Linked DNA regions of Mus musculus: region 2 is linked to region 1. The links are chromatin loops, found by intact Hi-C in ENCODE. Cell type or tissue: heart. All regions are shown on one strand.

What was found. A loop is a pair of places that touch in the nucleus more often than their neighbours do. Peaks named below come from ENCODE experiments on the same cell type or tissue, not always from the same donor. Only the 100,000 strongest peaks of a DNase experiment are listed, where the experiment ranks them.
Region 2: a loop joins it to region 1, with 9 times the contacts of the local background. A loop is called at or near these places in 11 of 42 quality-filtered maps.

Annotation. Positions count from the first base shown.
Region 1 is chrX:155,140,389-155,148,388 of GRCm38, reverse strand. It overlaps a transcript of Cldn34b2 not described here. Among named protein-coding and RNA genes, the nearest start is that of Gm25429, 4.5 kb to the right of the region's middle. In heart, a CTCF peak has its summit at 3,484 (motif pointing left); a DNase peak (open chromatin) is centred at 3,488.
Region 2 is chrX:155,258,321-155,266,320 of GRCm38, reverse strand. It overlaps Acot9 (acyl-CoA thioesterase 9), which reads right to left and starts at 3,878. Exons shown (of 15, transcript NM_019736.4): 1 at 3,647-3,878. The coding sequence starts at 3,666. In heart, a CTCF peak has its summit at 3,885 (motif pointing right); a DNase peak (open chromatin) is centred at 3,880; H3K4me3 peaks cover 1,299 bases; H3K27ac peaks cover 527 bases.

The DNA.
Region 1 (8,000 bases):
AAGAGAGATTTTCCAGAACCGTGCATCATCACAGTTCCACCTTTCTATTTTAATTAAAGAAGAAGCATGTCCATGGAAGTGGTCACCATGAAGAGCTGCTCAAGGGTTGGTATACTGTAGGGGCACCCTGAACCAGCAACATGTCATGGAGGTCTTTTGAAAAAAATTGCAAAGGAACATTATGATTTTAAGGAAGAGACAGAAAAATAGCATGTCCTTTCCCACCCCCATTTTTACTGTATGATTTTATTGAATGATCTATTCCCCATCTCTAGGCAAGCATGAATAAATTTAGGTTAAATGTAAAAAAAAAAAAAAACCTTTAATACTGAAATCAGTTAGAAGTATTGAGTAAGTTAGTTATCAAACACCATGTACTGGCTGGTTTTGTGTGTCAACTTGACTCAGGCGGGAGTTATCACAGAGAAAGGAGCTTCAGCTGGGGAAGTGCCTCCACGAGATCCAGCTACAAGGCATTTTCTCAATTAGTGACCAAGCGGGAAGGGCCCATTGTGGGTGGTGCCATCCCTGGGCTGGTAGTCCTGTGTTCTATAAGAAAGCAAGCTGAGCAAGGAGGGGAAGCAAGCCAGTAAGTAACATACCTCCATGGTTTATGCATCTGCTCTTGCTTCCTGACCTGCTTGAGTTCCAGTCCTGACTTCCTTGGTGATGAACAGCAATGTGGAAGTGTAAGCTGTATAAACCCTTTCCTTCCCAACTGCTTCTTGGTCATGATGTTTGTGCAGGAATAGAAACCCTGACTAAGACACACCACATAAAGCTGTTTATTTTGAAGGTAGAAATTTAAAGTTGTTGCAATTTGAATAGACTGGAATCAAACCTTTGCTGCTGTAGCAATGGTAACTATGAAAGTATGATAGCTGCAGTAATCATTCCAATGAACCTTTTTATGCATATGTGTTTCAGAGTACAATTGCGTTGATCTGTAGCAGATTCCAAATGCCATGGACTAGACTGATTAACAGAGGTCCTGGCTTGGACTTGTCTAAGAATTAAAAGGAGGAGATAAAAATCACAGTGCAATGAGAAGTTTGATAAATGAGTAAGAATTGGAAGTGACATATAGTTTATACATGGTTGAAATTCAGGAACATGTTCTTTTATTACCAGCTCGCAGTCTGGTCTTCTGTTGCCAGTTCATGTCCTACCAATCCTGGTGGAATCCAGAGAAAGCTTGCAGTAGAAGAGTGTACAAATGAGTAGCCTAGGTTCCAAGTTATAAATGGAAAATGACTCAGACCTTGTTTTTTTTTTTTCCCTTGAGGAAGTATTTCTAAAATCATGAGCTTGGACAAAATTTTTGGGTTCTTTGTGTGTTTTTTTTTTTCCTGAAGATAAAAGACTGAGAGAAATGACTTCTAGAATTTTAAATATAAGTTGCTTTGTTAAGTTAGTCCTGAGAAATTAAGCCCTTATTCACCCCCTTTTGTTTTAAGTATTTGATTTTTTTCAGTAATAAGTGAGTTTGTTCAATTATGACTTGTCTTGGGTTATAGGGAATATCTCGAGAGAAGTGAATTTCCTAGTTGACAAAAAGAAATAAAAGGTTTAAATATATACAAAGAACTATCATCTGTGTTGATCTGTTTTAGGACTCCCACTACAGAGAAAGCAGTCAGTAAATATCTGCAAGCCACTCAAATGGGCTCACATGTTTGACCAGTAGCATAAATAATCCCTGGAAAGTTATCAACACAAACACAGTTGTATTTAGAATGTACAAAGAAATTCACATGAGTAACATCAGGTTGCCAAAGATCATTTGGATGAAGACCACAGGCCTTGACACTTCTTGAAATGGTGGAAAGCATCTCAAGGTAGAGGATAAAGTAATTCTCTGAGCTCGTACCTGTGGTAGCTGGACTTGATTTTGTAAAGCTTTAGCACATTCATGAAAGAAGGAATGGGAAGCAGCAGCCTTTCATTAAAAAAAAAAAGGACATGTTTAAGTGGTCAGAATGATGATTTCTTTCTGTGAGAGGGCAGGCAATTCTGTGAGATCTACAAAGGAAGCTTTGAATGGAGGTAAATGCTGATAACACAATGAGTCTGAGGTGTGAGCCAAGACGACTTGAAACACATCCTATTATATCTCAAAATATTTTCAATTTTCTTTTATAAACTTTGGAGAGATGGCAGACAGTTTTTGCTCATTTTGGGAGACAAATCTCCTTTCACCACCCTCTTACACTTTGTGTGAGATTCCATTACTTCCCACTCAAGCCTTTTCTCTCATAAGTCCACATGCAAGCTCTAATGCACTGTATGTATATATCAGGATGCCTTGAGCCACATAATAAGAGTCAATGAACTGGAAGGACTGATCTGGAAATGTTTTGAAGGCAAATGGGACAGCCAGAAGTTTCTTCTACTTTGTAGTGTTTGCTCCAGGAATAATAAGAGAACAGCACATTCCAGCCTCAACATGTCATGTTAATGACTCCTTGTTTGATCTATTGGCCTCATCTGAAAAATCCTCCATGTACTAGGAATTTTTGGAATATAAAAAAGATAGGTGAATTTCAGGTGCTGATGGTCTCTCTGAAGTTCTTGCATTACCTGATGTACATGTTTAAGTTTGGCCAGCTTAATCAGTGACTGATTTACCCCAAGAAGTTTGAAGACATGTATTTCAGTGGGCCTTAGGACAAAGGATATTCAGGTATAGAGATATCACAACCCCATTGAGACTGCTGCTCTCTACCCCAAGTGGAGAAAGACAAGGGTCTAATATGGTGTTGAAAAATAGCAGTCTTGTTTTGGAACACATGTTTCTGAACTTTGTAAGGGACTATTTTTGCCACTATCCCCTAGAATGTCTAAAACTGGAGTCTTGAGTGTGCCAGTTAGAAGGCTGGGATTGGTTAGCTGCAATTGACACACCAGATCTTATATCTATAATGCCTTCTATGGGGAGCCAGATTATGAAAACTATAATATAAGGTTTATATTATATGCTACACTGAGTCAAGTATGAGTTTGAGAAACCAAGTTCTTGATCTTGGTAACTTTAATCAAGGATTTATATGATCAGATAAGGAATAATAAGCAATTGTACAAATTAAATTAGAACTGGAATTTCTTGGAGTAGCTGGGAAAATCATAATATAAATTTGATCAGTATAATCTGAATCAAATATATCTGGGCAAACAAAATTTCTTTTATAATCCAATTTGATATGCCTAATACCAAGCCCAGGGCAGTCTGTTGGAAGGGGTCCACATAGAATTGTGGGGATTCTCTTTACCCCTCTTATTAAATCTAATTTTATGTCTTTGGTTATAGGTAAGTCTAATCTCGAATTAATTTTAGTGGTAGTAATCAAATCTCTCATTGTCTTTGGTTTAGGAGCACTGCTGTGGATTTGGCAGCTTGGTTGAGTCTATTATAGCTGTTATTGGGCCTGAGCATTGGAAGTCTAAGCTGACAGTGTGAGAGGACCTGTTTGTGTCATCTTGCTGCCCCCTGGCGTTAACTTTCCCATGCCCCCAAATTGGATTGCCTTTGTCATCAGTTCTAGATCACAATGATTGGCCCTTTTTACATTTTGACCTATTTTTTGGAGGCGGGGAGGGGGAGGGGGAGGGGGAGAGGAAGTCCTATTATACTGAGGTTTATTAGCAAGTTTTTGTTTCCATTATTTTTGGTAGTGTCCTCTTTTTACACATTTGAAGCACTTAGATTCTGCGCTTTATGATCCTCTGTGCCAACATTCTGGCATGCTTTTGTTCTGTCAACAGTAGTGTGAAAAGAGTAGCTACTACAGAATGAAGGGGTTTTTGCAATTAGAATGTGCATTTTCATAGGTTAACGAAAGAGATGAAGTGGCCTCCACATCATTATTATCTATTTGTCTTTATATAGCTTGTACAACACTGTACATAAAGAGCTCTGTAGAATTTTGTCTGACAGTGGAAAACTGCCTTAAGTATTAAGATCAGGGACTTTATTACATACACTTACATACCTTGGTCGATTTGGCTATTAACCTGTAGAGCACTAACAAGCTGTTGGACCACTGTTTTAATATTTTCTTGTCCAATCAATTGATTATATGTTACATTTATGAGGGGTTTTGCTTTTGATTATAAAGCATAGACAATATTGAGCAGTGGTAAGAATTGTTTTCATAAGGCATTGCTAATCTAAAGGTCACATTTCACACACATTTTGTAATAGTATTTTTTGTTTTGTTTTGTTTTGTCTTTTTTATTAGATATTTTTTTATATACAATTCAAATGCTATCCTGAAAGTTCCCTATATCCTCCCTCCGCCCTGCTCCCCTACCCACCCATTGGCCCTGGTATTCCCCTGTACTGGGGCATATAAAGATTGCAATACCAAGGGGCCTCTCTTCCCAGTAGTGGCTGACTACGCCATCTTCTGCTACATATGCAGGTAGAGACATGAGCTCTGGGGGTACTGGTTAGTTCCACCTATAGGGTTGCAGACCCCTTCAGATTCTTGGGTGCTTTCTCTAGTTTGTCCATTGGGGGCCCTGTTTACCATCTTTTTTTGTGTGTGTAAAGTGCAGTGCTTTATTTTTTTTATTCTTCATATGATTTTTTTAATTAGGTATTTTCCTCATTTACATTTCCAATGCTATCCCAAAAGTCCCCCATACCCCACCCCTGTTTTCCATCTTATAGATAACTGTGAGCATCCACTTCTGTATTTGCCAGGCACTGGCATAGCCTCATACAAGACAGCTTTACCAGGGTCCCTTCAGCAAAATCTTGCTGGCATATGCAATAGTGTCTGGGTTTGGTGGCTGATTATGGGATGGATCCCCGGGATCCATTTACTGGAAGATCCAGCAATACCTCTCCTGGGCATGTACCCAGAAGATGTTCCAAGTGGTAATAAGAACACATGCTCCACTATATTCAAAGCAGCCTTATTTATAATAGCCAGAAGCTGGAAAGAACCCAGATGTCCCTCAACAGAGGAATGGATACAGAAAATGTGGTACAATTACACAATGGAGTACTACTCAGCTATTAAAAACAATGGATTTATGAAATTCTTGGACAAATGGATGTATCTGGAGGATATCATCCTTAGTGAGGTAACCCAATCACAAAAGAAGTCATTAGATATGCACTCACTGATAAGTGGATATTAGCCCAGAAACATAGAACACCCAAGATACAATTTGCAAAACACAAGAAAATCAAGAAGAAGGAAGACCAATGGGTGGATATTTCATTCCTCCTTAGAATAGGGAGCAAAATACTCATGAAAGGAGTTACAGAGTCAAAGTTTAGAGCTTAGACAAAAGGATAGTATTTTTTAAATGGCTCTGAACCCCATTCTCTGTAATATTTTTGTTTTTATATCTCTATATATGTTATATTGGGACCCTTCATGGGCGTGGATCATCTATTGCATTGCCACTTAGCAGAGAATTAAGCAGAGGAGGTGTACTGGACTTAGGAGAGAGTTTTCTGGACCTTCCTTTTACTTTTGGTAAGGCTGTATGACTAGCTTCATCTGGTTCCAAAGGATTAAATATTTAGTAAAACTGGTCCTTATAGAACATTCTGAATCAGATATTCCATGGATGGTCAGGACACCAGGGACAACAGTTTCTAATTTTAAGATTATATTTTCATTACATTTCTTCATACCTTTTCATCCTTTCAAACTCTCCCATATACCCCTTACATACACACACACACACACACACACACACACACACACACACACAAGCATATTCCTAGATACAATCCTTTCAGTTCATATAATGCTACCTATATATATTTTTACATGTATATATTGTGTGCTCTTCCCTGAGAAAGGCTGCTTCTTAAATTTCTGGCTGTCTTCACTTGTCTATACTTCTTTGTGTGGGGTTCAGGCCTTTTGGACTTCTTTCCATTCAGTTTGAGATGCTCATTGTTGTCATCTTTGTTCAACTCTGACCGGGTCTCTCTCTCTCTCTCTCTCTCTCTCTCTCTCTCTCTCTCTCTCTCTCTCTCTCTCTGTCTGTGCCAGCTTTCCTGCATGTTGTAGGTGGGCAGGGGCAAGAGGAGGCTGGCATTCTCCCTTGAACATGTAACCACATGGCAGAAAAACCGTAGGGCCAGGTCTCCCATACTCACATGTGAGAGATTCGGTTTCTTTAAAAAAATCCAGTTATGTTATGTAAACATGTTTTTTATTTAATCCCAGGTATGGGATAAAGGGCTGCTTTAGATTATCCACAGCAGCAGACTTGTTCATGGTCTGGCAGGCATATGATTCTGTCAGCTGCAGGTAGTTTAATTCCAAGACTCTGGATACCAAATAAAATGGACAAAAAAAAATGCTATCAAGTAGTGCCTAGACACAGGGCAAAGCAAAATGAGAAACATAGTATCTAGTGCTGTAGGGGAGATGGTAGGATATGAAGGAATGAATATACTGCTTCAGGACATCCACAGAAAGTTTATTGCAGATACTGCCACTGGGTTCTTTCCCACTTTGCTTCCAGAGGGAATTTTCTATATTTTCTTCTTCCTCTTCCTCCTCCTGTACTCTGTCTCACTAAATGTTGGGAGAATATATGAGCAATTGGAAAACTTTAAATGGATATGGGAAAGGGAGAATGCAAGGGTTCACCTTAGAACCAGGCTCAACAGCAAGTTTTAGACAAGAGCACCTGAGAGTTATCAAGTTATAGGAGAAACTACTGATCTAAAAAGTGTTTGGTTCATTGACAATCTCGTTTTAAGAAAACAAAAAGTCTCATTAATGTTAGAGAAAAAGGTTTTGTTTTTTTGTGTATTTTTGTTGTTTTTTGTTTGTTTTTGTTTTTTGTTTTGTTTGTTTGTTTGTTTGTTTTTAGATTAGAAGGGGAGAAATGTAGTGAGAGTTTTGGCATTCTCCCTTTGCTTGTGCTATTTGCTTCCCAAATCTCTACCTGCATTTTTTTCCAGTTGCCTCTCATATCCCTCCATATCCCAAACCCAGCTATGTTACATAAACGTGGTTTTTTTTTTTTTTGTAATCTTAGGTGTGGGCTATGGGGCTGCTTCAGATTATCCATGGCAGCAGACTATTCACCTTGTGAATGCTCTGCTCTGGCAGGAGCATAATTTTGCTAGCTGTGAATGGTTTAATTTTGAGGACTCTGGTGAGTATATAAATGCTAGAGTGGGTGGAGGGACTCTGAAGAAGAAGAAGGAAGCTGCTGCTTCCCCGTTGATGCTCCTGGTTGCTGTTGTTGCAGTTTGATTAAAAGACATTGGAGATAACCTGACAATAAAGATTGGACTTGCCCCAAAGAAACTGTGTCTCTATTTAGCAGGAAGTAGCATGTAGAAGTCTACACCCCCTTCCCCCTTTAACATTCTTTCTCTCCTACCTAGTTTTAGGCGGGTTTGGAAGGGATTAGTTTGGAATAATGGTTAGAAGGGAGGTAGTGACAAAAGAACCCAAATAAAATAGTAAAATAAAATAGCGCCTACCCTCATATCTTCAGGCTGGCTCACCTGCTTTTCTGCCACCAGTGTCATCTCTACTGTGCTGTCCAGGTGAGGTGTAGGGCAACTCTCCTGAGAGGCGGGACCAGCTCTCCTGCTCTCTTGACTCCAGAACCAGGGCTGCCTGCTGCAGTTGGTGAGGCATGAGGTGAAGACAAAGGTATCTATCCTTCTTCCATGCCACTGCACAGATGCTGAGGGGTAGAGCCAGTTCTCCTACACTTATATCCTCAGGGCTGGCTCACCCACAACTCTGGCAATGTGCACTGCTGCTCTCCGGAGTTGCAGCTGGTTAGGGTCAGGGTCAGGATCAGGGTCAGGGGCAATTTTCCTGCTCTCATGTTCCCAGTGTCAGTTATCCCTTGATGTCAGGTGATTAATGAGGCCAGTTCTACACAGCCCAGACCAGGGATGTCTCTATAGTCTTTGGTGGTAACAGATCCCTGCTGTTGCAGGGCCACATGACAGTACATACAGTACCATGGCCTCATGTAACATAACCACCTACTCA
Region 2 (8,000 bases), 120 kb before region 1:
TACGAATACAGTATTTTTGTATGGACTGAGCAGATAGCTGAGTTGGTTGAGTGCTTGCCCAGTATGCTTGAGGCCCTGGGTTCCATTTCTAACACACATAAACTCAAGGGTGGTGGCACATGCTTGCAATCAGAGCACTTGAGAGGCTGAGGTATGTATGCATCTGTATGTAGGTATTTGCACATGTATGTGTGGGAGGGAGGATGTCCTGTGGGGCAATGACTCTGCTGAGCTGGAGTTACAGGTGGCTGTGAGCTGTTTGAAACAGGTATGAGGTCCAAACTCAGGTCCTCTGGAAGAGCAACAAGTGCTCTTAGCCACACAGCCATCTCTCTAGTCCCTTAAACCTTGAACACTTATAGAACAGTGATTTGAAGAAGAATAGAGTTTTAACAGCTATACAATATATTTGTGTTTTAAGCTGACTCATCTAGAACAACTTCTAGTCCCATAAGCTCTGTTAATGGTAAAGAAATGCACCCTTCTTTATTTTATAGCAAATTACTACTCTATCTTTTTGTTTGTTTGTTTGTTTGTTTGTTTTAGACATAGAAATAACTTACCAATATGTTACAATAGCACACACTATTCAACATAGTACTACGCTATAGGTTCCCAGCTGAGGAGCTGTTAGTTTTATCATTTGGTCTAGGCTATGTCATCTGAGTTTGTGTAAGTCCACTCTGTGATGTTGCATAATGACAAAAACTCCTAACAGACTGTGTTCAGAGCACTGGTAGGTGATGAAGCAGTACATCACAATTACTTTACTAGCTTCCTTATTTCCAATAATCTCACAGAGCAGCTCACCACAATCCCTAGGATAGGGGGAGGAAACTGCCGTGGGCCTTTAGGATTCTCAGGCCACAGAACCCCAAGATTGAACCTTTCTAGTGAAAGAGGCCCAAGAATCTCAATCTCTTCATGGCCTGCCTAGGGAGCCACAGAGTCACCTGAAGTTGTGAAAAGAAACAGCTTGGCTCCATCCTAGGTTCCAAATATGGAGAAAATGGCAAGAAAAAAATGTTACCCCATTATCAGAGGTTGGAGGGGTATCAGCTTGGTAGAAGACTTGCTTAGGATGTGCAAGGCCCTGCAGCTACAACAGCACAAGAAAGACTAGGCATACCCCCACTACTCAGAGGAAATACCTCAACATGCAGACTAAATCAAGTGGGATGACTTGTGTGCGTCTGAGAAAAAGCTACACAAGCAAACACCAAATAACACTCTATACCATATATATATATATATATATATATATATATATATATATATATATATCCACACACACATATACATACACATATATACTATATACATATATATATATACTTTATATGCATAGCAAGCATTTCTACCCAAACATCTCTCCAATTTTTCATATATATATGCATATATATATATATATATGTATATATATATATATACACATACACACACATTATATAGGGATTGCTGCTCCTATTCAGGTTCTAGAGGACTCACAAGAAAGGAACACAAAATTACAGAGTACTTTAAGGACGGACTTCCAAACTGGGGGAGAGAGGAGCTCAAGGATTAAAACTGTTTATTAAAAAAAAAAACTCCTTTGAGATTTTATTATTATGTGTCTCAGTGTTCTGCCTCCATGCATGTCTGTGCCTGTAAAGGTCCAAAGAGGGAGTCAGAACTCCTATAACTGGAGTACTCAAACCTGGGTACTCTAGAAGAGCAGCCACTACCCTTAGCCACAAAGCCAACTCTCCAGTCCAGTTAAGACTACTTCTTACTCTAGTAGAGGGCTTGGGTTTGGTTTCTAGCACTCACATGGTTGCTCATAAACCTGATACTTCAGTTCCAGAGGAGGTGATGCCCTCTTCTGGCCCCCACTGGCACCAGCCATGCTGATGGAACACATACATACATACATACATACATACATACATACATACAGGCAAAACACTAACACATATAAAAATAAACATTTTCAACACTTTTTAAAAGGTCTTATCGAAGAAGACACACAGGCAAAGTTACAAAAGTGTTGAACCCTTTCGTATTATGTTGAAAGGTAACCATGCCGTCTTTTAATGACTTTCAACCTGTCTTCAAATAGTGTAATAAGGCTTGGGTGCTGGTGGGTAGGGAGATAACACACCTTGTTCAACTGACAGCAAGGGTCCTAGAAAAAGTAAAGGCAGACCAAGGACAGAATTAGTGAGACCCATGTCAAAGTCAGGCTCACCAATAGTGGGATGGCTTCTGAATCCAAAGCAAGTGCCATTCTCTTGGAACCAGGCAAGCTGGAAAAAACAAAACAAAACAAAACAAAACAAAAACAAAAAAAACAACAACAAAAAAAAACCTTGCATACTGTGGGACAGCCAGACATGACTGGCAGCCTAAAGACCATGCTCCTTAACTGTGCCAGTTGGAAATTAGATCTACCAAAATGGCCTATGTGGTCCAAGGGTGCACTTTCATTACAAGGCCTTGCTGCTTATCAAAGGCATGTTCTAAACTGGGCACGAGAAAATACATCTGTAAATCCCAGCACTAGAAAAGTTGAAACCTGACAGACTTGACATGGGTCCGAGGCCTGCTAGTATTACCTGGTTTCTTGGCTAGAGATCTCAAAGCAATAAATAAATATACAGATAAGAGCTGGAAGTGGTGGCTCAAGCTCTTCAGGCCAGCACTGGAGAAGCATAGGACGGTAGATATATGGTGAGTTCGAGGCCAGTCTGGTTGATGATATAGATAAAGAAAGAGATAGATATCGATATATATAGATAGCCAACTTTAGGCCAGCCAAGGTTACACAGTAAATTCTATCTCAAAAACAAACAGGATGTTGATATGTGTTTAATCCCAGCACTGGGGAGGCAGAGGCAGGCAGATCTCTGATTTTGAGATGAGTTGGGTCTACATACAGTGAATTCCAGGAGAGCCAAAGATTCACAGAGAAACCCTGTCTCAGAAAAAAAAAAAAAAGAGTAAATTAACAAACAAGGGGTTGGAGAGTTGGCTCAGTGGTTAAGAGCACTTGTTGCAAAAAGACCTGATTCCCAGCACCCAGATGGAGGCTCACCACCTTCTCAAGCACCAGGCAGGCATGTGGGACACAGACACACATGCAAGAGAAATGTTCATACATAAAATAATAAAAAATAGATCTAAATAAAATTAAACCAAACAGATGAATCAGCTTAAGAGAGCCAAATGGTCTCTACAGTCTTTACAAGTATGATAACATACTTAAGACAGATTCCAAGTGTGTCATGCACTTAACCCCCAAAATGTTTTTTTTTTTTTTAAGAGAAAAGTGCTCGCAAGGCAAGGCAGAACTGAAAGTACTGGCTTTTGAAAAAAGGGGCTACACCAAGATTCCAGCCACACCCCTGGTGAGCAAAAGGATAGGAATTTCAAGGGAACACCCAACGTCTTCCCTTTTAAAAGTGTCAGCTGTCGCTAAAGTAGGGTGGTGGCATTTTTCCAGGGTAGGCCGGAGGACGGGGTCTGGCACTGGGTGCCTTTTCCTCCCAAGCCAAATATCCACCACCCCCATCCCACCCGCGGCTTCTTCCGCCCCGCTAGGCTCCGAGCCTCAAAGGGGAAGGCGTGGGCACTCCGGGGCAGCGCCCTTCCACGCCCTGCCACCTACCGTATCGCTGCCCGCTTCATGGCACTCCACTGCCTACCCACGGGTGGACAACCAAGGTCCTCCCGGGTAGAGACAAACCGGTAGCAGAAGAGCGTGAGCGTGAGGACACCTCCAAACACCGGCAACCGCGCCGGACTGAATCTTGGTTCCCACCTTCTAGGTGACGCCACAAGAGGGCCCGGGATAGGGAGGGCCTCACTGCAGGAAGGGCGGGGCTGCGCTGCCCGGGGTAGGGCTGTGCCGCCAGGGGGCGGGACTTCTGCGTAGAGAATGGCGGGTCCTGCTATTTGATTGGTCTGCAGCTGGAGACTGGAGACCGAGACAATGGAATTTCCCACTCAATCAGCTAGGTGGGGTCGGAGACTTATTTATAAGCAGGGCTCTTCCCTCCATTGTTAAGTAAATGAACCACTCAGCAAAGCACCTCGTTCCTCCACCTTGGTAGAACTCTTTTATTTTTGACACTTGAACCTTTACTCCCAGTCTGTAGTTCTTGCCCTTGGCATCATATGAGCAGCTTTTCAAAATATGGGTACCCTGCTTATTTTCCCAGAAGTAGGAAGACTGAGGCAAGAGAATTGCTACCACTTAGAGGCCAACCAGGGCTGAAGTGAGGTTTAGGCCGTAAGAAATAGTGTCCCTGTTTTTATTTGACGTTTTGGTTTTTAAAAAGATGAAGCTTAGTAAGAAAAATTAAGTTGAAGAGAATTTCAAGGGAGGCCCATTCTTGTTATCCAAGCAACCCAGGAAGCTGAGTCTGGGAGATCACAAATTCAAGACCTGCCTGATTACAAAGTTCTAGGCCAACCTGTGCAGTTTACTGCGCTCCAATCTCAAAATGAAAGGTTAAAAAAAAAAAGGATTGAGGGATAGAGCTAAGTGGCAGAGTGTGTATGCCTAGCATGCCAGAGTCCCTGGGTTCAAGTCCCAATTCCAAAAAAGGAGAAAAAGGACAGAAGAAAGGAAGTTTTCAGAATTAGGCATGATGGCACATTCCTAGACTCATCAATTATGAGAAGGTCTAATTTACCTCCGAGGAATTCCCTCACTCAGACACATGGCCAGGTGCTGAGTCACAATCTACTAATTATACAAGTTTACTTAAGTGACCCTTCATGAGACTCCAAAGCATTTTCTTAGAAAATAAGTCCTGAGCAATGAACCCCATAGACTCCACTGAAGATAATATCTAAAGTGAGAAATGTCTCACTACTTAGCTAATATTAGTTCTAAAGTCAGGAAAGCCCTATTAAAATCAGCCACCTAGCATTCATGTGTGTCTCTAGCTTAGTCCTTTAACCAGGCTAGAAAGATTAGTTAGCACACTTGTTCTTGCAGGGGAGCAGGGTTCCGTTCCCAGTACCCATGTGCCAGCTCCAACCACTTTCAGGAGGATCAGTTGGCCTCCTCTGGCCTCTGCAGGTACCAGGCCATACACATAGTATACATACATACATACATGCAAGCAAGCAAAGACTAATACACATAAAAATAAATGTGTTGTATTATTCTTTTAATGTCTTAGCAACCCCTATGTCTCATCGTTGTTCTTGTTGCCATTGTAAGACATTTAAGATGTATCACCGTTTGGAAAGCATGGATAGAAGGCAAAGTAAGTCACAAAGCCAGATAGAAAACATGTAACTGTGGAGAAAACATGCAACAATTATGCCATGATGAAATTCACTGTCCTTACACAAGTGATCTGCCAACTCACCATTTTCTTACTTGTGTTCCACATATAATGAAAAATGTAAAATGCCTAATGATAGATTAACGAATGCATTTTCACTGTCTTCACTACAAGTAGAACATTGAACTAGCTAAATGTTATACTATGTTACAGTTCACCCATGAAGTATGAATGAAAAGTATTAATAAACATAATCCCTTCTGCTAATAGAGATTCTGGATATCTGATTTAAATAAAGAATTTTCCTGGGAGTTTATGTCATCGGCTTTCAAGCTAATTTATGCTATGGTTTCATAGACTAGAGAAACTGTGTTTCTAAAATTGGCTCATTTCCTGTATTATATAGCTAACTCAAAAGTATCTAAATAAGCCGGATGTGATGGCACATTCCTGAAATACAAGGTTCCTGGAGACTGAGGCAAGAGATTCAGTCATTCTGAAGCTACCCTGGGCTTTGTAATGAATTCAAAGCCAGCCTCCACAAAACAGTAAGACTCTTTCTCAAAATAAACTAAAGGGGCGGGGCATGTTTCTGAGATGTTAGCACAGTGGTAGTATTCGCCCAACATGTGTAACATCCTGTGTTTGAGTCCTAATGCCAAAAAGTGGGAAAAGGATCCAGAGTAAATTAGGAGACTAAGTTAGTTTTCTATTGCTCCTGTGAAGAACCATTTCAGTGAAACCACCTTAGAAGTAGATCTGAAGGACTTTCTGAAATGAATAAACTTTCTCATGCTTCATTTATTTACCTTTTCAGAGAACATGATTTTATACTTTTCATTATGTGTATCTGGGTGTATATATGTGCATGTGAGGGCAGGGACCTGAGGAATCCAGAAGTGGAAGTATAGGTGGCTTTGAATCATTCTGAGTAATACATGTGAGTGCTGGGAACTGAACTTGTCTCCTTTGCAAGAAAAGTGCATGCCTGTCGTATTCAATGTTCTACTGTTAAAAGATACCATGACTGTGATGGGTGATATATGCTTGGCCCAGGGAGTGGAACTATTAGGAGGTATTGTCTTGTTGGAGTAGATATGACACTGTGGGTGTGGGCTTTAATACCCTCATCTGAGCTGCCTGGAAGCCAACCTTCTGCTAGCTGCCTTCTGAAAAAGAGGCAGAACTGTCAGCTCCTCCAGCCCCACATCTACCTGGACACTGCCATGCTCCCTCCTCGACGATAATCAACTGAACCTGTGAGCCAGCCCCAATTAAATTAAATGTTGTCCTTATAAGAGTTGTCTTGAAGGTGGTGTCTGCTCACAGCTGTAAAACCCTAACTAAGACAATGACCAAGGCAACTCTTATAAAAGAAAGCATTAATTAGGGCTGGCTTATAGTGTCAGAAGTTTAGTCCATTATCATCTGTCACTGTTCTAGTTGGTGGTATGAACCTGGAAGAATAGATCCTAAAAAGGAGGCAGACTACAGTCTCATGCAAAAGTCAACTTTATTTGGAGCATCAGACAACTTAGATTCTGAGGGTTAAGCAAAGTCATATGAGCAAAGTAAAACATGAGTTCAAGCTGTATATAGTTTCATGGACAACTCTATGCTTGGAGACATCATCTGAATAATAGTAAGATAATAGGTAATTGGAAGTAAACCCACTTCTATTTACTACACCTGGAGGGGGACAAGAAAGCACATTCCAAGACCAATCCTGTGCTTTGGAGGACCCAGGTGACTGGACTCATCCCATTTTCTTGAAGTTTTCTCACAAGCAATCAGAATTGTCACCCAGCTTCATTCATGGACTGTGTTCTCTACAATCATCATGGTGGGGAGCATGGTGGCATGTAAAGAGATGTGGTGCTGGAGAAGTATCTGAGAATTTTACATCCTGATCCATAGGCAGAGGGGGAGGGAGAGAGAAAGAGAGAGAGAGAGAGAGAGAGAGAGAGAGAGAGAGAGAGAGATTCCTCCAACAAAGTCACACCTCCTAATTTTTCTAATCTAATTATTCAAATAGTGCCACTGCCTGGTGACTACACATTCAAATGTATGACCCTATGGGGACCATTCTTATTCACCACCACAATGCCATTAACTTCTAAGTCATTTCTTTCTCCAGTCCTCTCATTCTTTTCTTTTCATATTATTTTTTTAAATACAATGAATTATATCATTTCCCCTTTCCTTTTAATTGCTCTAATTCTTCCATGTACCCTCTCAAATTCTGGGCCTCTTCATTTTATTATTGTTACACACACACATAAATACATAAATAAAACCTGCTAAGTATATTTAGTGTTGTTTGTATATGTATGACATTATGGCTGACCAAGTAAAGAGCTCATCCATGGGTAAGACTAATTTGCCCTTTCTCAACAACCATTAGTTGCCTGTAGCTATTTGTCTAGGGATGGTGCTCCTTAAGAGCTCCCCCTTCTGGGGCCTCAACCCTCTCAGAGGAGAAGGGGATGGGGGAATGGAGGAGGGATTATGGGAGGGGGTGACTGGGAGAGGGGGCAGTGATCAGGATATAAAGCAAACAAATTTTTTTTTTTATTTCCTCTTTCCACATTAGTTTACTAGTGGTTTCATTGTTTAGGCAGCCATATTATTGTAGTATGTGGTGTACCTTCCCTGTCATTTTTAGGAGAAACAATCTCACATCAGACTTCCTGATGATATAGTTCCAAAATCTTTCTGCTC